Regions from separate parts of the Mus musculus genome. Here regions 2, 3, 4 and 5 are each linked to region 1. A link is a loop called in an ENCODE intact Hi-C map of the cell type or tissue named here. Cell type or tissue: heart. All regions are shown on one strand. Region 1 has its middle 14 kb from the start of Cenpf. Region 2 overlaps Ptpn14 (protein tyrosine phosphatase, non-receptor type 14). Region 3 overlaps Smyd2 (SET and MYND domain containing 2). Region 4 overlaps Ptpn14 (protein tyrosine phosphatase, non-receptor type 14). Region 5 has its middle 51 kb from the start of Smyd2.

Evidence for each region. Hi-C counts contacts between places; a loop is a spot of excess contacts. Peaks named below come from ENCODE experiments on the same cell type or tissue, not always from the same donor. Only the 100,000 strongest peaks of a DNase experiment are listed, where the experiment ranks them.
Region 2: a loop joins it to region 1, with 3 times the contacts of the local background. A loop is called at or near these places in 17 of 42 quality-filtered maps.
Region 3: it touches region 1 in a loop (7-fold over the local background); 34 of 42 quality-filtered maps call a loop at or near these places.
Region 4: a loop joins it to region 1, with 2.2 times the contacts of the local background. A loop is called at or near these places in 2 of 42 quality-filtered maps.
Region 5: a loop joins it to region 1, with 8 times the contacts of the local background. A loop is called at or near these places in 21 of 42 quality-filtered maps.

What each region holds. Positions count from the first base shown.
Region 1 is chr1:189,699,134-189,704,133 of GRCm38, forward strand. No RefSeq gene overlaps it. Among named protein-coding and RNA genes, the nearest start is that of Cenpf, 14 kb to the left of the region's middle. In heart, CTCF peaks have their summits at 2,042 (motif pointing right) and 4,198 (motif pointing right); no DNase peak of the experiment used is centred here; H3K27ac peaks cover 502 bases.
Region 2 is chr1:189,857,433-189,862,432 of GRCm38, forward strand. Ptpn14 (protein tyrosine phosphatase, non-receptor type 14) reads left to right here. Exons shown (of 19, transcript NM_008976.2): 16 at 3,026-3,154. Among named protein-coding and RNA genes, the nearest start is that of Gm26574, 22 kb to the left of the region's middle. In heart, a CTCF peak has its summit at 3,067; DNase peaks (open chromatin) are centred at 1,065, 3,089 and 3,659; H3K27ac peaks cover 1,579 bases.
Region 3 is chr1:189,880,831-189,885,830 of GRCm38, forward strand. It overlaps Smyd2 (SET and MYND domain containing 2), which reads right to left. Exons shown (of 12, transcript NM_026796.2): 9 at 4,469-4,589; 10 at 2,994-3,168; 11 at 1,279-1,387; 12 at 1-36. Among named protein-coding and RNA genes, the nearest start is that of Smyd2, 39 kb to the right of the region's middle. In heart, CTCF peaks have their summits at 2,282 (motif pointing left) and 3,144 (motif pointing right); DNase peaks (open chromatin) are centred at 111, 2,311, 2,901 and 3,101; H3K27ac peaks cover 1,918 bases.
Region 4 is chr1:189,815,087-189,820,086 of GRCm38, forward strand. The region is part of intron 3 of Ptpn14 (protein tyrosine phosphatase, non-receptor type 14); the gene reads left to right. Among named protein-coding and RNA genes, the nearest start is that of Gm26574, 21 kb to the right of the region's middle. In heart, no CTCF peak of the experiment used is centred here; a DNase peak (open chromatin) is centred at 2,925; H3K27ac peaks cover 420 bases.
Region 5 is chr1:189,971,125-189,976,124 of GRCm38, forward strand. No RefSeq gene overlaps it. Among named protein-coding and RNA genes, the nearest start is that of Smyd2, 51 kb to the left of the region's middle. In heart, a CTCF peak has its summit at 2,118 (motif pointing left); a DNase peak (open chromatin) is centred at 2,097; H3K4me3 peaks cover 379 bases; H3K27ac peaks cover 288 bases; H3K27me3 peaks cover 771 bases.

The DNA of each region.
Region 1 (5,000 bases):
AAAGGACCCTGGTTTAATTCCCAGGACCCACATGGAGGCTCACCATCTCTTCAAGGACCAGCACATGTGGCACACAAATACACATGAAGGCAAAACTCTTATACACATAAAATAGTCAAAATCTGAAATGTTTATAAATAAATAAATAAAGCAAACATTGTATTGGGCAGAGGGGCACATGTGTGCCTCCGTGCACATATGCCCACTCGGATTATTCACCTTGGTGAAGCATGTCTCTCTTGTTTCTGCAGGCTCACTGGCCTCTCGGGTCCTAGATGATTCTCCTAGCTCTGCCTTCCACACCTCTGTAAGAATGCTGGGGTCACAGACATATCCCACCAGTCAGGATTCTGATGCGTGTTCCAGGACTCACGTTGTCAGGCTTGCGAGGCGGACGCTTTTACCTGTTGATCCAGGTTCCCAGCCCCTCCAGTTCTCTATGACAAAGTCTTCCTTAGCTTAGGCCCCTAAGTCAGCACAGTGACAGAGTGAACTTAACACAAAGACAGAGTTGGTGAGATGGCTCAGCAGTTAAGAGCACCGACTGCTCTCCCAAAGGTCCTGAGTTCAAATCCCACCAACCACATGGAGGCTCACAAGCATCTATAATGAAATCTGATGCCCTCTTCTGGAGTGTCTGAAGGCAGCTACAGTGTAATTACATATAATAAATTAATTTTTTTAAAAAAACCACAAAGACAAATGGATCTGGACACAATGAGAGGTAGACTATAGCCAATAACTTTGTGGCATCCTCATGGCCCATGTGGTGTTAGCTGAAGGTGTGTCAAGCTGCCATGTGAGAGTGTTGCACAAACACTCCTGGGAGATCCGCAGAAGTATGTGTCTACCCCAGATAGGACACTGACAGACCAAAGAGAGGTCTCTGTGAGTCCAGCTTACCAAACCAATTCGGTTCACTAACAACTGGTGGCTGCATCTGAGGTGAGGATCTGATGGCCCTCTCTCTCCTTCCTCCTGCGAGGACAGGCTGGTAAGACCAGTTTTGTAAAGGTCTCGACGGGGTGAAAATAATAACAGCATATCATGTCAGAGAACAGAGTACTGTACTATGGGGCTCAAACCCCATGCCATGCAGTGCAAGCCACAAGTCTTTAGGTGTCTCCAGAACTCTCTTGGACACTAGGGGAGCCTGTTTTACCAGTGCCAAGTATGACCTGGAAGTAAGGAGCAGTCATGACTTCCTGAGAGGATCCCCAGCAAGTGGGCTTGAGAGTCAATAGGTGGGTGTCCATCCCACATGCAGTGTGGAGAGCAGGAAACAGCAAGCCCAGACGCGCCGCTCACTACAGCAGCCGTGACAGGGGCCTTCCTTTGACTTCTCCGGGGCCTTGCTTCTCCTCAGCACTTTGCTTCCTGCATTATCACAAAAGACGCTTCCTCTCCCCAGGTTTGTCTTGTTCTCTGTCTGGAGAACACAAAGCAGTCAGAAGGCTTTCAGTTTCCACACGTGAGGACTGCGGCCTGGCTTCCCAATGCTTCAGATACACTGCAGCCGGCCGTGTCCCCAGACTCTCGATGTCCATCTCTGGGAAGTCAGAAGTACACCACTAGAGATTTGCTCCGATTCACCCCACTTTCAGACTAGGGCTTACATTTCTGTGCTTGTCATATATATATATATATATATATATATATATATGGAAGTCTGGATATATATATATATATATATATATATATATATATATATATATATATATATATATATATATATATATATATATATATATATATATATATATATATATATATATATATATATATATATATATATATCCAGACTTCCATAGGACAAGATTGAGCATCTTGTGGGCAAGAAACTATTTTCAAGATAAGATTAATTTAGAAAGGTTTTAAGAGGGACTTGGGAATTAAATATTCAACAAAGATATGTTGTTTAAATACGTTTTATTACAAAATAAGTGTTCATTATCTCTGTATATCCTGAGTAAACTGGCGACAACGGACAGAGCACCACTCAAAGATGTAGTCCTTGAAAAGGGACCTGAACTTTTGACAACCCACCACTAGGTGGCTCTGTGCCACCGAAGGTTTCGGCCAAGAGCCTGGTCTCATGTGCAGCGTCTTCCTTCCTTCCTTCCTTCCTTCCTCCCTCCCTCCCCCTTCCCTTCCTCCCTTCCTTCCTTCTTTCCTGCCCCTTCCTCCTTCTTCCTGTCTGTCCTCTTTCTACAGCAACATTCACTTGTTCAAAGGAGGGGAAAGAGAAGACAACACCCTGTAGAATCCTACTCACTAAAATCTTGTCCCTAAAGAAGCAAGTAACTGGCAGTAGAAAAAACGACCCCTAAAAACCCATCACCACTGTGGAACCACAGAAACGACCCCTAAAAACCCATCACCGCTGTGGAACCACGGAAACGCCACACATGATTCATGTATTTTTTTATAGAGTAAATAATTTATCTTTAAATGTTTTAGGGCTGGATGATGTGCCTCACAAGTAGAGGATTTGCATAACCGTGTCTAATCCCTGCTCTACCCCCAGAAACATATAAAGCATATTTCTAACTCAAAAATTTTTAGTAGAATTTTGAAGAGAAGAAAAGTTTGCCTGGTGCTTCCTTTGAAAATGTTCTACCCTTAAAACAAAAATTTTAAAGTATTTTTTACATTATTTTCCTTTTTTGGTTGGAGACCAATGCCTCAAAGGAAGTGGTCTCCAAACTGACATGGCTGCAGCGGACAGACAGACAGACAGACAGACAAAGGAAGTGTTCCCCAAGCCCAGCCACACTAGACAGATGGACAGACAAAGGAAGTGGTCTCCAAGCACAGCGTTTCTGAAAGACAATGACATGGCCGCACTGGACAGATGGACAGATACAGTCATGATGCTATCCTGGACTGAGCGAGAGCTCGGTTCATGTGCAGCTCACTTTCAATCACCATCATGCCTAAAGCACACCACGTTCTGAACCACTATACCCAAGTGATTAAACACCTTGGAGTCAAAGGTGAAGAATCTTCCTAAGCCAGCAATAACCTCAGAGTCCCAGGGAATGATGTGGGAAGCTTTTGTTTTGCTTTGAATACAGAGTTTTATCTGCAGCTCAGGCGGGCTCCAGGTCCTGGGGCTACAGGGAAGCTCAGGAGTAGGGGGTTTCCAAGTGGGAGGCTTGGCAGGCAAGCAGGCAGGGATACAGAAGCAGAACACAGACATAAGGTGGTCATAAAAACCTCCTGAAACAAAGATATGGTTGCAAGGTGGCCATAACAAGTCAATTACCATGAGGCAGTCAGAAAAACAGGTGGCTATAACTTTTTGAAACAAAGGCATAGTGGTTGTTTCTTGGGCCAGGCAGTGCAGAACCATGTAGTTAGGGTCACAGATGAGGCATAGCCCAATCCTTGCAGACTTAATCATTGATAGGAATGAACCTAGTTTGTCTTTCCTCTAAGATGGCTTTCAAGCCCAAGATGGGGGAGGGCTGGTTTGTCAATTTACATAAATTTCTTATCTCTCCAGTTAAACGTGTTCCAGAGTTGTTGTTTGAATGACACATCGTTATTATTAGCTAGGCAAGCCAGGATAGACTTAGTAAATCACATTGTCTTTCTGTATTCTGCCCCAGGCTGCTTTGGTAGTGTGGGATCCATATGCAGACAACAGTATCACACGGAACCTCTGGCTATGTCTGGAGCAGCCCTGAGTTCTCCTTACCTTTTCATGCTGTCCTTGGTCAACAAACACTTCCCTCTTCCTTTTAAAGATTTGTTTTATTTATATGGATGGGGTGCGTGCGTGTATGCATGTGGTGTGTCTGTCTGTCTGTCTGTCTGTGTCTGTTTTCAGGTGGGCATCTTCCTTTATCATTCTCCATCTTATTTTCGAGACAAGATCTCTCTTATTGAACCTGGAGCTCACTTACCCATTAGACTGACCTGCCAGTGAGCGGGTTCCAGGATCTTCCTGTCTCCAAGCCAGCTCTAGGGTCATTTACATTGTCATGCTCAGATTTTATATGGTGCTGAGGGTCCCGACTTGAGATCTCATACAGACATGGCAGCTTGAGACAACTCAAAACCCATCCAAAGTGATGTAGGACAACGATTTGTAGCTGCTGCCTCTAGTGACCATCTAGTGTGTCAATCCATTGTGATTTGCTATCTGCTAGAATCTAAGACAACCTGCAGGCGCCTGGCGTGCCTGGAGGTGGCATCAGTGTTAAAGGTGAGAAGCTAGAAACGTAATGAATACGGGATCCATATGTATCAGCGTGGATTTAGCAGGGGCCTGTCTCAGTTCTCTCACACAGGGGACAGAGTACATCTGCAACTATTTACTTTTTAGAAATATTTGTCAAAGTTTTTACAGTGGGCAACCCCTCTGAGAAGCAACTATAAAAAGAGAGAAATGAAAGTGAAAATCCCCCGAAACATTAAGTATGGGCTCCTGTACCTCAGTAAAGCATTTGAAGAGCACACAGGGTGTGTAATGTGAACAGTAGCATCTCTGTCCTCGACAAGGCCTGTAGTCTGAAAACAAGAAGGTGTGCTTAGGCTGAACTGAACTCTAGCATTTGTTATATGGTTTTCTCGCACAGATGTGACATATGAAGCAATGTCAGGAAATGGAGGAAGGCGAATGCCAGCATCTGGTGTGTGCTCTCTCCTTTTTACTCAGTCCGGGACCACAGCTCATGAAATGACATCAGCCACATTCAGAATCGTATTCCCATTTCAGCCATGGTAATCTATAAACCCCTCACAGACGTGCCCAGAGGTTCTGTCCATGGTGATTCTCAATGCCACCAACAGTGCTGAAGAGATGGCTCAGCGGTTAAAGCACTGCCAGCACTACCAGCTCTTCCAGAGGACCTGCATTCAATTCCCAGCAACCACATAGCCGCTCATAACTATCTCGCCGTCTAATCCCAGGCGATCTGAGAGCACCAGGCACACACACACACACACACACACACACACACACCATGTACATACATAGACAAAACACCCAT
Region 2 (5,000 bases), 160 kb after region 1:
TGCGTGGGCTTCTGTTAATGTCTCAGACACTTCATGTCTCAGTATGCTGTAGCTTAGCTAGGCCTTAGACAGAATTCAGAGCTGTGAGTTCATGGGCTCCTAAGCAGCTCACCTTCCCCAGCTTTGGTAATACCCAGTTTGGGGTATATTGTTTTAGAACACGGCTCTGAACTCTCAATTGGGAGAGTGTTTCGAAGGCTCTCGCTTGGTCAGTGGATACAGGGCTTTTATTTTATCTTAGTTTAGTGTAGCTTATTTTATTGAAGTAGAGTTTTTCTGTATATCCCTGGCTGTCCTGGAACTCGATCTGTAGACCAGGCTGGCCTCGAACTCAGAGATCCACCTGCCTCTGCCTCTCTAGTGCTGGGATTAAAGGTGTGCGCCACCACTACCGTCTAGCTGGGTATAAGATGTTTTTAACCAACACAGTTCGCCTGATTAATCTGTATGATCAGTAGCTTTGAACTCTTACTTTTCTTGGATTTTTCAACTCTGATGGAATTGCCAGAAGTATCCTTTGACCCTCCTAAGGTGTAGTTAGGCATCTGGGTTGTATATCACTGAAAACCAATTTCCATATGGGATGTGATGGTATGGTATAGTGTTTTTATGCATAGGGCATAGATAGGATTGTGTGTGTGTGTGTGTGTGTGTGTGCGCGCGCGCGCGCACGTGTATGTATGCATTTATAACAAACAGGTATTTTTTTGGCTCGTAGTTTTGAGAACAAAACTAATAAAATGAACACCAGGGATCTCGTAAATAAACCAACAATGGCATCAGTTAGATTAGGAAATAATGAGCAGAATAACACACTCAAAGATGAGGACTCCGCAGCTGCTTCCCAATGAAGTGCCTCTGAAAACCGTACAGAGGGACACTCTCCTGGCCTCTTCCCTTGGCCCAGTCTCCTTCCCATTTTCCATCTGCTCTTTGGAAACAGCTGTCACTCCGCATAAACAGCGCCCTCCGAGTATTGTTATCCAAGATGCCATCCCTTCTGCGGTATTCTCCGAGGCCCACATTTCATCCCTCGGATCCAGGGTAGATGTGGGTGCATTTCACAGGCCTGGAGAGCTTGCAGGAACTTGCCCTTGGTTTCTGGAATTAAGCTATATATTTCCCCACTGTTTTCTCCCCCTGGGTTCCAAGCAGCAGTTAGCACAGAGGAGAATGGTGTCCTCCAGAGGGGGAGTCACATGATGTCCTGCAGTGGGGGGAGTCACATGATATTCTCCAGAGAGGGAGTCACATTGGTTTCAGTGTGGCTTTTAATGCTCTCCTTTCAATCCTTGGAAGAGGCAGATTCTCTGCAATGTTTATGGTTACTATATGCTGGGTACCTGTTAGTTTAAAGGCCTAGTCCCACAGACGGGCCACATCTCCCCAACCCCCAACAACTCAGTCTGTGGGTGTTTTCTCCCACCAGTATGTGGGAAGTGGATTTCCTTGCCAGCTCTGAGCCAAGCATGTCTTGTGTAAGGAGACGATAGCTGACGGTATTCTTGCCTGACTCAAGTCGGTATGGAGTTTTGTAAAATCATTGAGAAGGAAAGTCAAACGGGGACCCCTTCGTTGCTTCTGGAACCCTCCGGGGGCTCTGCCCCGCACAAATGTATAAAGGGACCCATCTGTGTCATATCAAGGCACAGGAGAGGAAGAGAGAGACAGAAAGTGCATTGCACCAAAGACACCACTGCACCGAGAGTGTAACCTCAGCTCTGTGGGCCCGGCCTTGCCACCGGGATGGTTTTGCATGTAGACTTTGTTTTTATTAAAAGTCCGCCCTATAACCCTGTTCTTCAGATTCGGAACCACAGCCTTTTAGTGGTTGTAAAACTGATTTTCTGGTTGTAATCATGCATACATAAACTCTAATAAAATATAGACTAAAGCATGAAATGTATCAGCCTACATGGTGCAGATTAACTTAGGTATTGTTTCTGTAACTTAAATTCTGTTCATTTATTCTTTTTTTTTTTTTTAAGATTTAATTATTTATTATATGTAAGTACACTGTAGCTGTCTTCAGAAACCGCAGAAGAGGGAGTCAGATCTCGTTACAGATGGTTGTGAGCCACCATGTGGTTGCTGGGATTTGAACTCTGGACCTTTGGAAGAGCAGTCGGGTGCTCTTACCTGCTGAGCCATCTCACCAGCCCATCATTTATTCTTAAGTTATGTGGATATACCCGTCTGTACCTGTGAGTTTATATGAGTTCATGTGTGTGTGTGTTTTGTATGTGGGATATATGTGTGTGTGTACACATGTATGACTGTACTCCCTCTTCTATGCACAAATGGAGGCCAAGGTCAACATCAGTTCTCTTCTGTATCATTTGTAACCTTATTTTTAATTACATTTAACATTTTCATTACATTTGTTTTGTGTGCCCAGTGTCTCTCTCTCTCTCTCTCTCTCTCTGTGTGTGTGTGTGTGTGTGTGTGTGTGTGTGTGTGTGTGCAGGTCAGAGGACGACTTTGCTCTGGGGGTCAAACCTAGGTCATCAGAGTAAATGGTGGGCACCTTCACCCAAGAAACCATCCCACCTAGCCCCTCTGCCTTACTTTTTTGAGGTAGGGTCTTTGCCTAAACCTAGACTCACTGTTTCGGTATGTTTGGCCAGCGAGCCCTAGGGATCCATTCTCTTCAAACTCCCTAGCATTGGGATGATGGCACACAGCACCGGCCCCCACCCCAGCTTGTTTGTGGGCACTGAGGATCAGGCCCAGGTCTCCACGCTTACACCGTGGGCACTTTTCCCACTGCACCATCTCCTCAGCCGGTATGTGTGTTTTCAGCCTGAAGTTGTTTGCCTGTATCGTGTGCTACATGCAGTAAAAGATCAGGTGAGTATGACTTCATAAGCATGACTTAGCAGAAAAGTATTCTGGTGCCAACATGTGTCGTCTGTTACTTAATGGGGTTTTAGGATGACATCAACCCACTTGGTCCAAAAGAAGTTAGAGTGGAAGGTAGTTCCAGCCGCTTGGCTCCCTTACCGGTGTGTTCCTCGGCTTGCAGGTGGTGGTCGGCGGATCAGAATGGCACTACATCGCCACCCAGGGGCCCTTGCCACATACGTGCCATGACTTCTGGCAGATGGTGTGGGAGCAGGGGGTGAATGTGATCGCCATGGTCACTGCAGAGGAGGTAAGGAGTGGCTTACCTAACACCCTTGTCCTGGGGAAGGGGTGGTCAGAAGGTGGGCCTGGTACCCAGGACTTTGGCTCAGCTTGCTCTATGCTACAGCTCTGTGTTATTGAGTATCCATTGCCTGGTAGTGTAGCCTGTGTGTATGTGTGTATGAGTGTGTGTGGTATATGTGTGTGTATGAGTGTGTGTGGTGTGAGTGTATGAGTGTGTGTGGTATGTGTGTGTGTGTGTATGAGTGAGTGTGTGTGTGTGTGTGTGTGTGTGCTCGCAAGCATGTGCGCAAGCTTCCTTCCCCAGAGATAGTTTACAGTGGACTCTCTCTCTCTCTTCGAATTTTCCCTTGTGACATAGTTCAGTACAATGAAAACCAAACACAGGATCAAAAACGACCAAACTTGAGTTCATCCAGCGGACGGTGTGTACTTCGCAGAATAGTTCAGTCTGTGCTGGGTAAACACACAGGGCCTCCCAACCTCAGGCGCTGCCAGCCCCGCATGCCACCATGCTTATCAGCTGAAAGGAAACCAGAGCCACTGCCTAGGAACTAGCTTTATTCTTCAGGGAAAAGAAAAAGAAAATTCCTTTTCTTTCTTTGCCAAACCAAACACAGACTCTCTGTTGTAGCTGTGGTGTAGGAGCCTGCACGCACCTCCCCCGTGCATGCCACACTGCCTGCCCAGAGTGCGCTGACATCGAGGGAAGGGTTGGATTTCCCCTCCGTCGCACGCTCAAAACACTTACCCTCCTTCCTCCTTTTAATCCTCATGAAATTTCAAATTATATTTTCAAATTCAATTAGGGAACTGGCTTCATGCGTTTTACCAAGACCTTTGATATCATGAGGCCTGGTTTCACCTGTTACTTCAGGACTGGGAGGGGAGAGAACTGGGGCCAAAAAAGCCAAGTCATAGCCACACCATGATTGCCAGTGACCCCACCATGAACGTCAGTGGCTCCACTATGAGCACCAATGACTGCTCCGGGCAGTTCATTTCTGGAACAGTCTATGAAGAGCATGTCAAGTTCTCTAGGTTTAGATATACCTCTCTCTCTCTCTCTCTCTCTCTCTCTCTCTCTCTCACACACACACACACACACACACACACACACACACACACCTTCCACCAAGAAAGTAAATTCTAGGGCTGGTGAGACAACAGAATAAAGCAGAATCTAGTGGTCCGTGGGACAGCCAAGGCTGTATCAGTTTGTAAAATCCAGAAATGACTTGGACACTGAAATAAATGTATGTTTACATTCTCAGAACAACCCACTTTAAAAAAAATGTGTGTATGTATGTATGTATGTGTTGAATATGAAGGCATTAGATGCCCACATACAGATGGTTGTGAGCCACCATGTGGTTGCTGGGATTTGAACTCAGAACCTCTGGAAGAGCGGCTTGTACTTTTAACCACTGAGCCATCTCTCCAGCCCCAGAACAACCCACTTTTACAGGATTGGTATAAAAGGAAAAAAAATACTGGGGACCTAGGGAGACTCAGTAAAGCCCAGTGGTTCCAGACAGGGTGACTTGTTACGCCCCTCCCCCCAGGGATGTGTCACCTTACAAGCAGGCACACTTCATTTAGTCAATTATTTAGTTGTCTGCCTTCAGACAGGATCTCAGGTAGCCCAGGTTGACCTCAAACTTGCTTGCTATATAGCTCAGGCTAACCTTGAAGTTTTGAACCTGTGCCTCCACCTCCCACGTGCTAGGATGACGGCACACACCACCTCACCTGGTTTGTTCGGTCCTATGGATTGAATTCAGTGCTTTATGCATGCTATGGATGCAGCCCACCCACTGAGTGCATCCTGGCTCGGATGGGCTCCTCTAACC
Region 3 (5,000 bases), 180 kb after region 1:
GTCCTTGCCGTGAGCTACCTCCATGATGGCAATGGCCTAGGGCAGAGCAAAGGACATGGGGCGGATGAGCGCGACATCTGACATCGCTGCTGCCTGTCCCACAGTCCCAGCCCAGCAGGGGTGCATGCTGCCCGTCAGTGCTTCAGAGCCTGGCAGGCAAACCACCTCTCACAGGCTCCTCCTCACCCTGCAAAGACACTCGTAGGAGACAAAGAAGGGCTCACGTCATCCCCACACGCTCTGAACCCACTGTTCTAGGCGTTTTGGACGCCATGGTGCTTTCCAATGGTGACCTAACCAGGTGCTCTTCCCTAGTGTCACTGAGAAAACAGATGTGACATCAACAGAAGGGACCCTGGGCCTTCAATCTCCACAGACACTTTGGGAGATGTGGGGACTGGGCTAGTCTGTGGCTGCAGTATTTATTTATTTGTACAAAGTGAAGCAACAGATCAACTCTGAAGTCACACTGTGCTGTTAACGTCCATGTAAAACACAAGGAGATTCCATATCTCAGGAGGGGGAGTCCGTCTCCATGAGGGGTTCTCCACAGACAACAGGCTGGGGAATCCTTGGAGCTCAATGCAGACTGGCCTGACCTAGTCTGTGACCTGCAGGTCAGTGAGAGCCTGACGACCATGGGGACCGTCCTGAGGAACTATACCTGAGGTCGTCTTCTTGCCCCCATATTTATAAGCACACCTGTATGCGAGCAAGCACAGGCACACGCACTAGATGGTAAACTCGTGGGAGTCCCTGCACTTTCTGCACAGGCGTTTCGGTCCCAGCATGGCTGATGAGATTAAAGCTTCCAGCGTCAAAGGTCCTATATGAAGGACCACCACGCACCCTAGACTCCTCAGGTAACTCTCTGGAGCCGTCCCCATCCGGAAAGGCTATCTCAATACTGTAAATATGACTGGCTTTGATGAATGGGGATGGTGGTTAAGTTCATTTTAGAATTTCCCCAGGCCACGCAATCACACTGAGTGGCCCTCCAGATCCAACCCTTTGACTTTAGACTAGGTATTGGCCTCTCGGTCCTAGAGTAGAACTCTTCTCACAGCAATCCTAGCTCAGCCCTCTTGCTTCGTGCGCTCCTATCCAGAGGGCCTGGGCTAGACCAAGTGTAAGGCACCCCAGGATGACATGACCAGAGGGTAGTCCACAGCGAGTCACCCTCAGCTTCTGCAGCCACTGGCCTCCCAGGGCACAAGGGCACTTGAGAAGCAGACCTGACTAACTGCTTGGACGCCCGGCCTTAAGCCCCAAACGTACCTTCTTCAGGGCCTTCTCGCCGGCCGCTTTGTTTTCCAGACCCATGTACAGTCTTCCCAGCTTCAGCCACATGGAAGCCACGTTGAGGGAGTACACGGGGTAGTGCTTACTGGGAAGGGAGAGATGGCAGGTCACCAAGTCAGAGTCTGCCGGGCTCTCCCCAAAGCCCACCCGGTGCCGGGTAGAGTGTGAGGTGGGCTAGTGTGCACTATCAGAGGCACTGTGAATGCCCCGCCACCGTTTCCTTTTGGATGAGGCTGCATCAAAACTGATGGGGAAATCTTACCGTGAAGCACGCATCAACACAACTTCAGCCCTAACCCAGACTCGTCTGTTTCAGCTGTCCTCAGACCAAGGCGCCAGGGAAATGTCAGAGCAAATGTTGCTTCCACACAGACGGCAAAAAGGCCTCCTCCCTCCCACTAGGCAGACAGGACACACACGTCACACGCATGTGCACACTCACATATATCTGAGGAACCCAACTGTCTGCTAAACCCTGAGCCCTCTGATTTCTTGGTCTAACTGTCTGTCTGTCTTGCTCTCGCTCTCACTCTGCTCTGCTGCCTAGCAGAACTGTGCGTCCAGTTCAGGTTTTCTCTCTGGTTTAAACTGAGGTCTGCCTGATGGAGTCTGCTCAAGAGCGACCCATTTTCCTGGGAACAGAGCCCAGAGCCCAGGATACAGCTGTTGTGGGTGAGTGAGTGTGCAAATGTGGAAAATGTGCATCCTCCAGGCCAGTGTGCTCTATTCTGTCTATGTTGACACTCTGTCCCAAAGACTGAAGACAGAATTCCCAGGCAGGAGGAGGCGTGCTGCCTACAGGAAGCCTTGGGTCGTGTAGCGCCGACCACCGTCCCCACAAATCTGAGGCCTGGGATGCTGTCTGCCTGGGTCCCTCTCTGAGAGGAAGGTTTGAGGCAGGGGAAAGGTCAGAGGTCTCCAACTTGGTTCATTCCAGGAGCAAGTTTGAACACCTGGCGTCCTCTTTGGCTCCCCCTGCTGGCTCTCCAGAGCACAGTGGGTAAACAGATGGCAGAGATCAGGGGATGTGGGGGCCGACCTCACTGCAAGTTTCCAGTCCTCTTGGACTCACCATGATCACCAGACATGTTCTGGGGGAGGGGACTTCCAGCCTAATGCTCACACTGCTCCATAGCTCATCCCCCTAGTGTGCAGGCCTTGGGGAGCTCTGCAGTGAGGGGTCTCAGCCTCGGAGTGGCTGGCCACACACAATGACAGTGCTGTGCATTCCTACCTCCCACATTAACGTCTGGTGACCCGCTAGGATGGACCATTTCTCTGGCTCAGTCATTATTTCTACAAATGGGAATCTCATCTTGTTTTATTTGACTGAGCCAAACCGTGAGTCCTAGAGGCTGGTGAAATGCAGCTGGGATTGCAGTGTGCGGAGGCAGCAGGCAGTGTGTGGGAGGAGGTTGGGAAGGAGGCTGTGGTACGCCCCCGCCCTCTGCCTCCACTCACCAGGTCAAAAGTGTCACTTAACACAGAAGAGGCAGGTGGGCACAGATGTGAACGACTGACTGACTTTCTAACCCTGGCCTGAGGGGACTTCTGTGGGTAGCCTGTGACACTCTGCCTCAGGAGGGAGCTCCCTGGCAGGACAGAGGAGGCCAGCTCGGTGGGGAGAAGCCCGGACCTGCATGCAGATGTGCTCACCCCGAGCAAGCCACCCAGTTCCGCCCGGCGCTCACCTGTACGGCTTAATGATCTTCTGCCCGTATTTCAGGGCTCCCTCCCAGTCCTGCATGTACAGGCAGACGCCCATGGCCTGGTACATCATGTGCAGCATGTACACATTGCTGTCCTCAAACACGGAGCTCATCTTCTCCTGGCTAAGCTCGCAGATCTCCAGCAGCTCACTAGGGGGTGCTGAAGCGTCAAGGAAACAGGCAGCATCCCAGGTGGGGCGGGGCATCCCAGGCAGGGGCGGGGCATCCCAGGCAGGGGCGGGGCATCCCAGGCAGGGGCAGGCTGGGCCATCTCCTCCCCTCCACCCACCCTCCCCTCCCTCCTGGGTAAAGTATTGATGGGGAAAATGAAGTCAAGGGAATCGAAATTCCCTTGAAGAAACAAACTAGGGAAACACAAAGAGAGGCCTTCTTGGCCCTGCGGACGGACCAACGGCGAGGATGGAGTCCTTCATCTTCGCTAAATTCAAATCCTCATCCAGGCTGGGGGCCTGAGCAACCCAGTACCTCACGTGAGGAAGCTGTGCTGGCACAGAAACTTTTTCCAAGTGCAGAGAGCAACCCTAGCCCAGGCTCCCAAGAGGTTTCTTGCATTAGGAAGCAATGTGCCTCAAGGGCCTCAGGGTGCAGGCTGCCACTCTGGCTGTTCAGGAGGCCAAGGAGTTAGGAACTCAAGTTCAAAGCCTGCCTGGGTCGTGGAAGGTGTCCACTATCAGCCTGGACCATGCCTTGAAAACATGACATGTTTCAAAATAAAACCGGAAGGCTTCAGGCAACACCTGAGTTACTGCTCAGCCTATCATCCTCCTGCGTGTTCTCAACGAGCCACTGGGTAAAAAAGAAAAGAAAAGAGGGGTGGGGGGAGGGGTTGAGACACAGCTCAGCGGCGACGCACGTGCTGAGCATGTGCAAGGCCTTAGGTTCAATCCCTAATAATGAGAGAAGACAGAAAGAAAGATGGGGGTGGGGGAAGCAGGGCAAGGAAACAAAAGCTTCATCTTCTGCCCTCTGGGATGCAAATCCTAAGAACACAGTACGGTGGAAGAACACGGATTCTGCTGACCAAACCCTAGTCCTGCCACCACCAAGCGTCCCTGAGACGGGGCCGTGTATCTAAGGAACTCTTTCCTCGTGGGCTTGGTAGCAATGGCCACTAGTCAGTGTGCCGTGGATGGGGGGCTGAGGTGAGCAACGTTCTTAGCACGGTGCCTACCTGTACTAAAACATCAACAACATAGCTCCTCTGAAGGTAGCCTTCCCCCATGTGGCACTCCTGGCCACTTCAGTCTAGTGAGGACAGTCGCTCCTGGCAGAGCCAACACCCTGCTGTGGGCCATCTGTCTTCCCACGAGCACACAGGAGACCATCTTCCTTTCAAAACTTTACTCCTCCCCTCTCCTCTCTCTTCCCAGCGTCCCACCACACCCCGTCAGTGAGACACGGTGCTGTGCCCCTGGCAGGCCACACAGAAAGGTTATATTTGTAGTGTTTGGCCCTCCGGAACTCCTCGATGACATTGCGTGCGTATCTGACCATGTCTCGGATGGCTTCTGCCTGTGGCGGGCTGCTGAGCTTTCGGACTTCCACCTTGGCTTTGTCCTGAGGGGGAATCCACAGTGTGAGACGTCCCCCCCCGTGGGGTGGGGGAGCTGCTCAAATCATCCCTGTATCCCCACAGATGCAGGGGTTCTGGGTCTAGGGGGAACTCCACACTGTCCCCCTTTTTATAAAAACATAAGGTGAGTTTCTGACCAGTCTTCCCTAGGCAGGGTCCCAACTGTGTTTTCTGTGGGTCCATGTCTGTCAGTCAGGACAGACCAGTGAGCAGGGCTGGCCCTGAAAACCGACAGTGTGTGCCGTGTAGAACCTGGTGACAGGTTCAAAAAGCCTGAGCCCGACTCCCAGATGCCTTTCCCCTCCCATCTCTTTGGGAAGCACTTTATGAGCACATGTGTGTACATGTGCATGTGTGTGCCTGCCTGAGTGGAGGCCAGAGGTCAGCTTGCGGTG
Region 4 (5,000 bases), 120 kb after region 1:
GTGCTCAGAGCCTGTGTGTGTTTGTGTGCATTTAAACAAACAGTGTCCTTTTTAGGAAAGAATCACAGAGACTTGGAGAGTCTTCCTAAGAAGGTGGGTGTCTCAGGGAAGGTGACTCTTGGTCAGGTGCTGCTGAAACCTTGTGGAGTTGAACACCTGCCATGGAAATCCTGTCTGTGTATGTTTGAGAAAATGTGTGTGTGCGCATGTGTGCGTGCGTGCGTGTGTGCGTGCGTGCGTGTGTGTGTGTGTGTGTGCGTGTGTGTGTGCGTGTGCGTGTGTGTGTGTGTGTTCTCAGGAGTACACATCAGTTAGCTGTGACTGTGAGGAAGGCTGGAGGACTTTCCCTTTTAAGGTCGCCCATGTCCCTTGTAGGGTTAGCCCCTTCATCTTTTCTCTGGGGTCATTGTGTTTCCCATAGTTTGCTGCTGGTGCAGTTTTCATTGACGGCTAACTCGGACATTCATTGAACATAAAAGCTTTTTAGCTAGTGCACAGACCGGGTACCAGACACATTATTATACATATCAGGAATCATGAACTCAAATAAATCCTTCCCAAGGGTTCTGAGAGCTCAGGGCTGGGGCGGAGAATGGCCTGTGTAGGACTGTCTAGCGACTGTACGGCACATGGAGGACAAAACCCGTGTGGGCCACCCTGTCCGTTCTGTCCCTTTGCAGCTGAGAGCAGTCTTTGGAATGCATGGGTGAGCTTCCCTCCCCTGCTGCTACCCAGCCCTGACAGTCTTAGGGCTCAGTTTGCTTCCTCATACCCCAGGGTCCTAGGACAGCTCGAACCTTTCTCATTGGAACAGGACAACATCAAGCAGAGAGCAATGTTCTGTGATGCTTTGGTACATTTTCCACCATCCTGGGAGAAGGTTCTAGTAAATTCCGGAAAGGGGCTTTCTGATACTGCTAGTTGCAAAGAAAGGTTTCTGTCCAGGAGGTGTCGTTTTAAACCTTACCCTGCTCTTAGTCATTAAGACAGCTGATGTCCTTTTCGCACTCTGATCCTCCATGCTTACGGGAAGGCCTCAAAGACCGAATGGAAAGATGTACTACAAATTGTGACATTTATATTGGCTCTTCAGATGAGGGGCATTGTTGGCTGAGCTGGATTTGAGCTACGGAGGAAGGATGAACGGAAAGGAACACATAGCGACACTGAGAATGTAGACCAGCGGTCACAGCTCAGAGTATTGCTACCCATCTGGCTTCAGGCAGCAAAAAACAGACCTGGAGAGTTCCTAGCCATGGAAGAAGCACACCCTGAGTGCATCCCCAGGCTAGCCTCACTGATTGTGCATCCTAAGTACATTCCCAGGCTAGCCTCACTGACGTTGAGGCACACAACTTCTCCTCGTGGAGAAGGGCCAGCTTCTGCAAGCCTTTCTCAGAAGCATGGGCCACACACAGCTCTGTTAGTGATATTTTCAGTTTCATTTTTACTTGGGGATTTCATGGAAAAGGAGGGCTCTTCCTTTTTATGTCCGTGGTTGGCCCTGCTTGGAGGTGATGCTATCTGGCTTTTCCATTAAGAAGCAATGTCACCTTGGACAAGTCAGTCTCTCAGAACAGTTTCCTGCTGTCCACATGGAGGTGTTAGGCATGGATGTTAAACTCTCAACTGACTTTCTTGTTTAGAATTAACTATCCAGCATCGGTTCAAGGCCCCCAAATCCGTAATGCGCTCATGATCAGAGGACTGTGCCCCGCACTGATCAGTGGACTGTACCCAATACTGACTTGCAGAGTCAACTTTGAGATATAGGAGCAACACAAGTCCCTTCTTGCACACTGAAGATTTCAGGACAGAGGGAAATAGGAACCACATGGGCTCTGAAGATGTTTGCTAGAGAGTTGCGGCCATTTGTAGTCACACTCCGTGAGCCCAACACTGTTACCAGAAAATGAGGTCATCTAGTGTTGGGGGTGGGTCCTCCAAACAAGCATCTATATACAGTACCTTAACTGTGCTCCACTCCCCTGCCTCCATCCTGTGGGCATGCTGGTGTACTTGCAAGGCAGTCAGGACAAATCCAGGTCTGAAAGCTTAGCCATCGTGATGGGCTCTTCCCAACTTGGGGATCCTCTGCTGCCCTAGACTTGGAATGAAGGATTCAGTTGGGGGAGGGGTGGGAAACATACTCTCAAAGCTACGTGTCCTCAGCCTTTGAGTTCCTGGCGCCTTTCTCGTGGTTCTGCGGTGAGGCAGGCCCTGCTTTGTAGGCTACCACAGGCGTTCCTCAACCAGAAGGGACAACCCTGCAAGTACAACACACAGACCGGATGTTCAGGTTCCTCACATGTGAATTAAAATGGAACTGAGGGGACCTAGCCAAACATCTTGAATGTAATACTATGCTGTGTAGTTTCTTAGGGACGTCTCCATACCTCTGTCAGAATACTGAGCGCTTCCTTGGCTTGGCCAAGTTTAGCGTTTAAAAATAAACACAAACTTCAGTTCAAAATCCTGGAGGAAGAAGGAAGTTGGAAAAGTTGTTCATGCCGTAGAATATGGACATTCAGGATGGAGGACCTCCCCTCACCCCACCCCCAGCCTACCTCAGAGCATCTGTCAGCTCCCAGTTACCATGTTTAGCCAAAGCAATTGTTGGGACCCTTGTCTGCATCACACAGGGAAACTACCATTTCCTCGATGAATGAATTTTTGCTTTAGGCTAAAATCAAGATGAAAAACGAGATGAGAAAATTTACTTTGATTTAACGTGTAGAATTATCACCCGATTCTTACAGGGAGAGCTGGCCTGTAACCTAAGACTAGCCCCTGGGTCTCCACAGCCAGATGGGATGCCTCGAGGACGTTTGAGTATGAAGAATGTTTTAGCATTTTCTGTGCAAGCTTAGATTCAAAGCGGACCTCTTTGGAAACTTGGCTGTGCTTCATTTCCTGGCATGACGATTGGCTGGCTGGATTTTTCCTTTCCACCCACAGTGCTGACAGGGTGGAGTGTACTTCCATGAAATTGTATGTTTCTAAAATAGGACCCACAGTTTTACTTTACTGCAGTTAGAAGAGTTGTATCTCTAACCAAAACAGAGAGGAGCCCAACAATTCTAAAAACAGAACGCCAGCTCTGCTCTCGGATCCTGCAGGGCGCCATTTTTATATTTTACAAAGGGGCTTTCAGTGGGAAAATAAAGCTAGCACATAATTTCTAAAGTAGTTCAAATTTTGTTCTTTTTTTTCCTGCAGTCTTACTAGTAACTGTCGCCAAAGTCTCGTGTGGTGACTACACATATCAGTGCCCAGAGGTCTTTGTATTCTGGATGGCTTCCAGGTAGAACATACTACATCCCCGACACTGTATCCAAGCACAGGCATATGCCAGCCTACACAGGCATGAGGAGCGTCCAGTGTCCTCACTGTAGAGTTGGAGTCATTGTTTCCTGTCACAGGATGGTCTGAATTGGAGCTGACATGTATGTGGGCTGGGATGTGGCCCAGTAGGTAGAGAGTTTCCCTAACATGAAGCGGCCCTGGGATCGGTCCTCAGCAGTACGTATCAGGCACAGTGGCTCACGCCTCTAGAAGGCAAAGACAGGACGAACAGGGCTTCGAGGTCATCCTTGCTCACATAGGGAGTTGGAGGCCATCCTGGCATCCGTGAGACCCTGTCTGGAAAACGGCAGCAACAAAGAGCTGGATGTCGCTGAATAGCAAGCCTTGGGCTCAGGAGAAATAGAGTTGCTGGTTAGCTGGATCGAGTGGATTTCTTGGTAACTGATCCGGTCCCCAAAAGAATCTACTGACAGCCTCTTGGCTGTTCCTTTTCACTTCCAGGGTGACATGGGAGACAACTTCCGTTCTGGGTCACAGGTGACAACACCTTTACAAACATCCCCTACCCTACTCCACCCTGGGTACTGGAAGACTGTCCCATCAGACAGCACAGCAAAGAACTTGGATGGACTGACGGGGTCCCTGTGAGGCAGAGACTGAGGTCTGGTCCTTCCCAGGTTTTGCATTTATGTTTCCAGGAAGTGCTCCCAGGAAGTACTCCCAGGAAGTGCTCCCAGGAAGTGCTTCCTAAGTTCATGCTGACACCTGCTTGCCCTTCTGGCTTGAAGGACTGAAAATAAGTGGAAGCAACCAACGGTAGAGAAGGGGTGTCCCGGGGATTCAGACATTGTGTGACTAGTAGGAGGAGGTGAGCTTTTGCCTCCTTTTCCAGCTGAGGTCCCCACCGCACCACCACTTGGGTCAGTTTTGAGAACCCTGCTGTAGCTTTCCTTAGTAAACCTGAAGGTGCTTTCTGCCTGCTCACAGGATCTTAAGAGGTTTTGGTTTTGGTTTTGATGCCCTGAAACATTACTGGAGAGAGACTGTGTGGCCCACGGGGCGAAGCTGACACCTTTTCCTTGTCTCTCTTTCTGCTCTCATCCTCTCAGTTGTGAAAGTAGGACCCTCAGGCTCCAAGTGGCTCGTCTTCAAAGATGTGCCTGCACGTCTGCTTTCACGGTGAACTCTTGGCACTTAAAAGGGGTTTTGATAACTTAAGGACCCTCTTACTGGCTCTGTTTCCTCCCTCTAAGAACTGCTGGGGTTGCGGAGATGAAAGCCTCCACAAAAGACTCCCAGGCACTTCCCAGGGTCTCTTGAAGAGAGGTTACCTGGAGGGAGTGAGGCACTGTTCCCTGGAGAGGCAGAGGGCACCGAGTGCAGAGCCTTGAAGGGTGGGTGTAGACGTCATGGCGGCCGTACAGTGAGTCTGAGATGAGAAGCATCCTCCTGGAGACATGGCCCTTAGCCCCTCCTCAGACTCACGGAGCTGCCTCCCAGGAGGTGCACGGCAGTTAGCCGTGCTTCGTTCTGTTTTGATACAAGGCCTCACTCTATAGCCCAGGGTAGCCCAGAGTTCACTATACAGCCTGGGATGGCCTTGGATTTATGATCTTTTTGCCTGAGCCCCTTGAGTGCTGGGATTCCAGATTCACACTGTTAGTTTTTAAACACCAGCATCTCATGGGTTTAAG
Region 5 (5,000 bases), 270 kb after region 1:
AGGAGTGGCCTTGGAGTTTAGGGTAAGACCTTGTCTCAAATAAATAAGCAAAATAAAATAAAACCTAACAAAACCCCAAACCAACCAACCAACCAACCAACCAACCAACCAACCAACCAACCAAAGAGAAATAGCAATAGCAACCAAACAACAAAAACCAAAACTGAGTGTGCTGATTATTTTCGTAATATCGACACGAGGTAGGTTACCAGAAGAGGGAACCTTAGCTGAGGGGTTATCTGTGGACCAGTCTGTGGAGCATTTTCTTTATTGATGATTGATGTGGAATGGCCCAGCCCACTGTGGGCGGTGTCACCCCTAGGCAGTAGTTCTGGGTTGTATAAGAAAGCAAGCTGGGCAAGCCAAGGAGAATACACCTGTAAGCAGCGCTCCATGACTTCCTCCCCTGCTTCTGCTTGAGTTCCTGCCCTGACTTCTGTTAGTGACAGTCTGTGATGGAGACTCAAAATCAAATTAACCCTTTCCTTTTCAGATTGCTTTTGGTCATGGTGTTCATCACAGCAGAAGAAACCAAACTATGGCAGAAATTGTTACTAACAGCCAGGCTATTGCTGTGTCAGACCTGACCATTTTGTCTGGGGGAGGATTGTGAGACTGTTTGGAACTTGGGCTGGAAAAGCTATTGAGCACTCAAAGCTTAACGGGCTGCTCTGTGGGAGCTTGGGTGATAAGAGAGAGTTGAGAGAAGTGCAGATGAAGGAGGCTTGACTTATGAATTTTCAGAGTTAGCGAGTCCCTTAAAACCTCTTTCTGGGCCACTCATGTGATACTATGATTTAAGAATCTATGGTTTCTAGTTAGCACTGGCTGCAATTTGGCCCAATATAGAGTCATTTGGGAAGAGGGAAGAATTGCATGCATCAGATTGGCCTGTGGGTGTGTCTGTGGAACATTTTCTTGATTGCTTATTGATGTAGAAGCACCAGTCCCACTGTGGATGGGACCATTCTTATGCTGGTGGGCTGGAGCTGTAAGAAATGTGACAATGTGAGCCAGTAGGTCTGTCTTAAGGACCAGGCCTGATTTCAAAACAGGCCACAAGGCACCAGCTTCAGGAATAGACCATAAGTTCCAGAAACTAAGTCATAAGATACCAGCTCTAGGAACATATCATAAAGCTCCCTCCCATAAAGAACAGCCTGGGAAAAACCACAGAAAAATGGGGAATATCTTATCTCAGAACGGGCTGTCTTTAACCCTATTTCATCACATGGTTGAATGTTCATGACGTAGGAACGCAGACCACTGACCACCTGTGACGCCCTAGCACCCACCAATGAAATCTTAGATTACCCAATCCTTCTAGAGAGTTCTCCCTGTTGCCTATAAAAAGCCCTGTGTACCTTTGTCTGGGGTTGCCATTTTAGAGAATGGTTGACCCCCCACATTCTTGTTGCTTCTGCAGAATAAGTGCTCTTTGTTTTTGCATACTATATGGGTTTGGGGTCTCCTTCAGTGCTTTTCAGATCCTTACACAAGTAAGCAGAGTTGTCCCACGGTTTCTGCTACAGTTCTTGCCTCCAGGTTCCTGCCTGAATTTCCCCAAAGAAGGGTGGTGACCTGGAAGCACAAAATGCAAAGCCTTGTCCTTCCTAAGTCACTTTTGATCATGTTTATTAAAGTAACAGAAAACTGATCAAAACAGGGAAAGCTCTCCAGGTGCCTAAGGTCTGAGCAGGAGTTATGCTTAATTCCCCTTCCAAGGGACAGTTATCCAGGATTTCCTTGTCTAAAGTCAGCAGAGACCGACCTCTCTGTTCGCTGCTACATCCTTTGCTGTATCGTCACCTGTGCAGCTTCTGCTGAGACGCTGGTGACCAGGCTGGGGAGGTCTGCTTAGAGGCAGCAGGAGGTAATAGCTTGGTGGAGGACAGGGAGGGTGCCTTGTCTCCTGTAATATGGAATGGGTGACAGAGAATTTCAAGCAGTGACGGTCTCTACCTAGAAACAGACTTTCAGGATGACCAGTGGCTTTAACCGAGCAGTACTGATCGATCAAGGCAAAGGCATTTTCTACTTGCACTTGAGAACAGCAGGCTGGAGGGGCGGGGCAACGACTGTGGATCCCTCCTTCTTTAGTCACCCTCTGCCATCTGCTGGCCACAGCCGGAAGTGCTCCTGAATCACTAAGTGGTCCTGGTGGGGAGTTTTGTTATTTTTTCTGAGTTTACGGGAGTTTACAGGAGTGGGCCACCATGCCAAGCTCAGGGAGGTCGTCTTATTACTGTATATTTTCGGAGCTCAAAATGTGACTTCTGAGAAAAACTGTGTCATAATTCACCAGATTCCATAATTTATTTCCCTCGAAATCACAGTTCTGAGGAGACTTGAACATCTGAGCGATCGGCTTGACATTTTTATTCCTTTGCTGGTGAGGTAATATTTGAACTCTGAACACCATGTTCAAACTCTGACATCTTAATTCTAGTTTAGCAGTTGTGTGCATGTGTGTGTGCATGTGTGTGTGTGTGTGCATATGTACGTGCACATGTGGCAGTTGGAGAAGATCTCTCCGGAGATGGTTTCCTCTTTTTACCATGTGGAACTGAACTTGAGTTGTCAGGGTTTATGTCATGTGACTTTACATGCTGAGCCATCACACAGGTCCTCTATAATTTCTTTATGATGTTGGCCAGGAAATGTCACCTGTTGGTCCTCCGTCTCCTCGTCTGTGGCAACAGACCTTGTGGGAGATGCTAGATCTTGCTTCTCTAATGGGTTTGACTCATGACAAGAGCTTACATGTGCACAGCCTATAACAGCTCGCACCCCACCTGCTCTCAGTCAACCCTGTGCGCCATGCTCTTGATGTACCTAAGAGTTTAGGCAAACCTTAGAATATAGAGCACAGAGCCTTCTGAGAATCACTTATGCATATATGCCTGGCCATGCTGTCTGTGCCACATTTCAACGCCACAGTTGATTCAAACAATGTCAGCCCACTCTCTCAAATCTTTCTTATTCCTTCCTGCTAGAGTGATCCATATTCCTTGTGACCACCTACAATACACTATCTAGAGTGTGACTGTTCACCTCTATCTGGGAACATGGGCCTGAATTGCCTGGGTCCTTAAGGGTCAGGACCAGTCTATTGTATTGTCGTGTCTCATGCTAGGTTATTTGGCATCTACTCAATAAACACTTGTTGAAAGGATCCATCTCATTGGATTCTCCAGGAATCCTGGATCAGGTGGAGCAGATGTGAACTGTGGTCATTCTGTAGAGGAGCCATAGAGACTGGACTTAGATGTCAGGGGTAGAATTGAGAGTGGGATTCAAGGCTGGGGAAGATAAATATACATGCAGGCGTGTGAAGAAATAACTGAGAGAACAAGGCTCACCTTGAACCCACACACCAACGCCAATTCCTGGTACCTGCAGAGTCTAGAAGAGGGAGTCAGATCCTTTGAAACTAGAGTTATAGATGATTGTGAGCCCCCATTTTGGTGCTGAGAATCCAACCTGGGTCCTCTGGAAGAGCAGCCATCACTCTAGCCCAGGCTCCACCACTGAGCTACAACCCATCCCTTCTAAACCATTCTTAAACTCCTTATGTGATAAACAGAACTGGTGGTGGTGATCTTGGTGATGTCAGCGACAGAGATGATACTAAGTGTGGTTTATTGGGCACTCAAAGTGTGACAAAGTCATGCATTTCTTTATTCTCAGCGACCTCTGAGGCAGGTGCTTTGTCAAGTCACTGCCTAAAACCACCTCTGGGCAATGGTGGTCATGGGGTTTAGACCCAGATCTTTCTGACCACAGGAGCTGAGTTACAGTGATAAGATCTGCCTGTGGAACCAAACGGAGAAGATTGAATAGAATTTGGCTGGGCTGCTTCCCCTGCCGGTCCCACTGTGAGCTGACTTGAGAAGGTGTTATTTGTTACAGAACATTATTTCATCAGTAGTTCCAGTGCTCCAAAGCAGACCATCAGTCCCTCAAGGTGGGCAACTTTCATGATCCATGCTTCGCATGCATTTTTTTTTTTTTGCCCTTATAATAGTTCTGAAAGGAATACGTGATTACCCTCGTTTTTCAGATGAGGGAACAAAGGCGTAGGGTGAGCGACTTGCTGCCGGTGCATGGCTTGCAGTGGGCGCTGAAAGGCTTCTGTCTGTCTCTGACACACCCTCTTTGCTCAGACCTTTTCAGGTCACAGATGACCTGGCCCCATGCCTCAGAGTTTCTGTTTCCCTTGTTTTGCCTCCCCAGATCTCTCTTCTAGCTTGCTTGATGAAAATCACAGAAGTCTCATAAAATGACAGTCAGGGCTGGGCTGACTGGTCTAATCTGGTTCTCCATCTGCTCTCTTTTACTAGGGCAGCTATAGAAAACCAGCAGTGGATGTCAGAGGCAACGGAAGGAAGCCAGGGTCTGTCCGTGGAGGTGGCTGGACACCATCCTCTACCGCCTCTGTCTCATCCCCTCTCTTCCTTATGGCTGACAGAGATGGGAGAGCCAGGAAGAACATAATTTATTTTTCTAGAAAAAGAAAAAGATTTCCCTTGGGAAATCTGCAGCTCTGTGAGCCAGAGGAGGCTCTGGCCCTTCCCTCACTGTGTCTACGTCGGGAATGAGTTGTCTCAGAGCTGCTCAAGAAGCTGGATTCTGAGTCCTCACCAGGCCTAGTGGTTTGTGCAGGACTCAAGCTCATTCTCCTGGGTCTTGGTAATTATGCATCTGGACCAGCTTGTAGACCAACTCGCAGCATCCCGTATCGCATATTCATGACGAGTCGTGTTTCATACGATGCTGAGTGGTCTGGAGTTTCCGAAAACAAAGTAGATGGAATGCATGCTTCTGTAACACACAGGAACCATGAAATAGGATTGGCAGAGGGCACCTCTCAGCATTAAAGTAACAGAAGAGCTGTGGAAGTGTTTCAGAGCAGGGTGCCTTCTGCTCCTGGGATCAGGGAGACCTTTGCTCTGGGCTTATTGGGGGAGGGAACTTGGGAACCAAGGATCCTTGCTAAT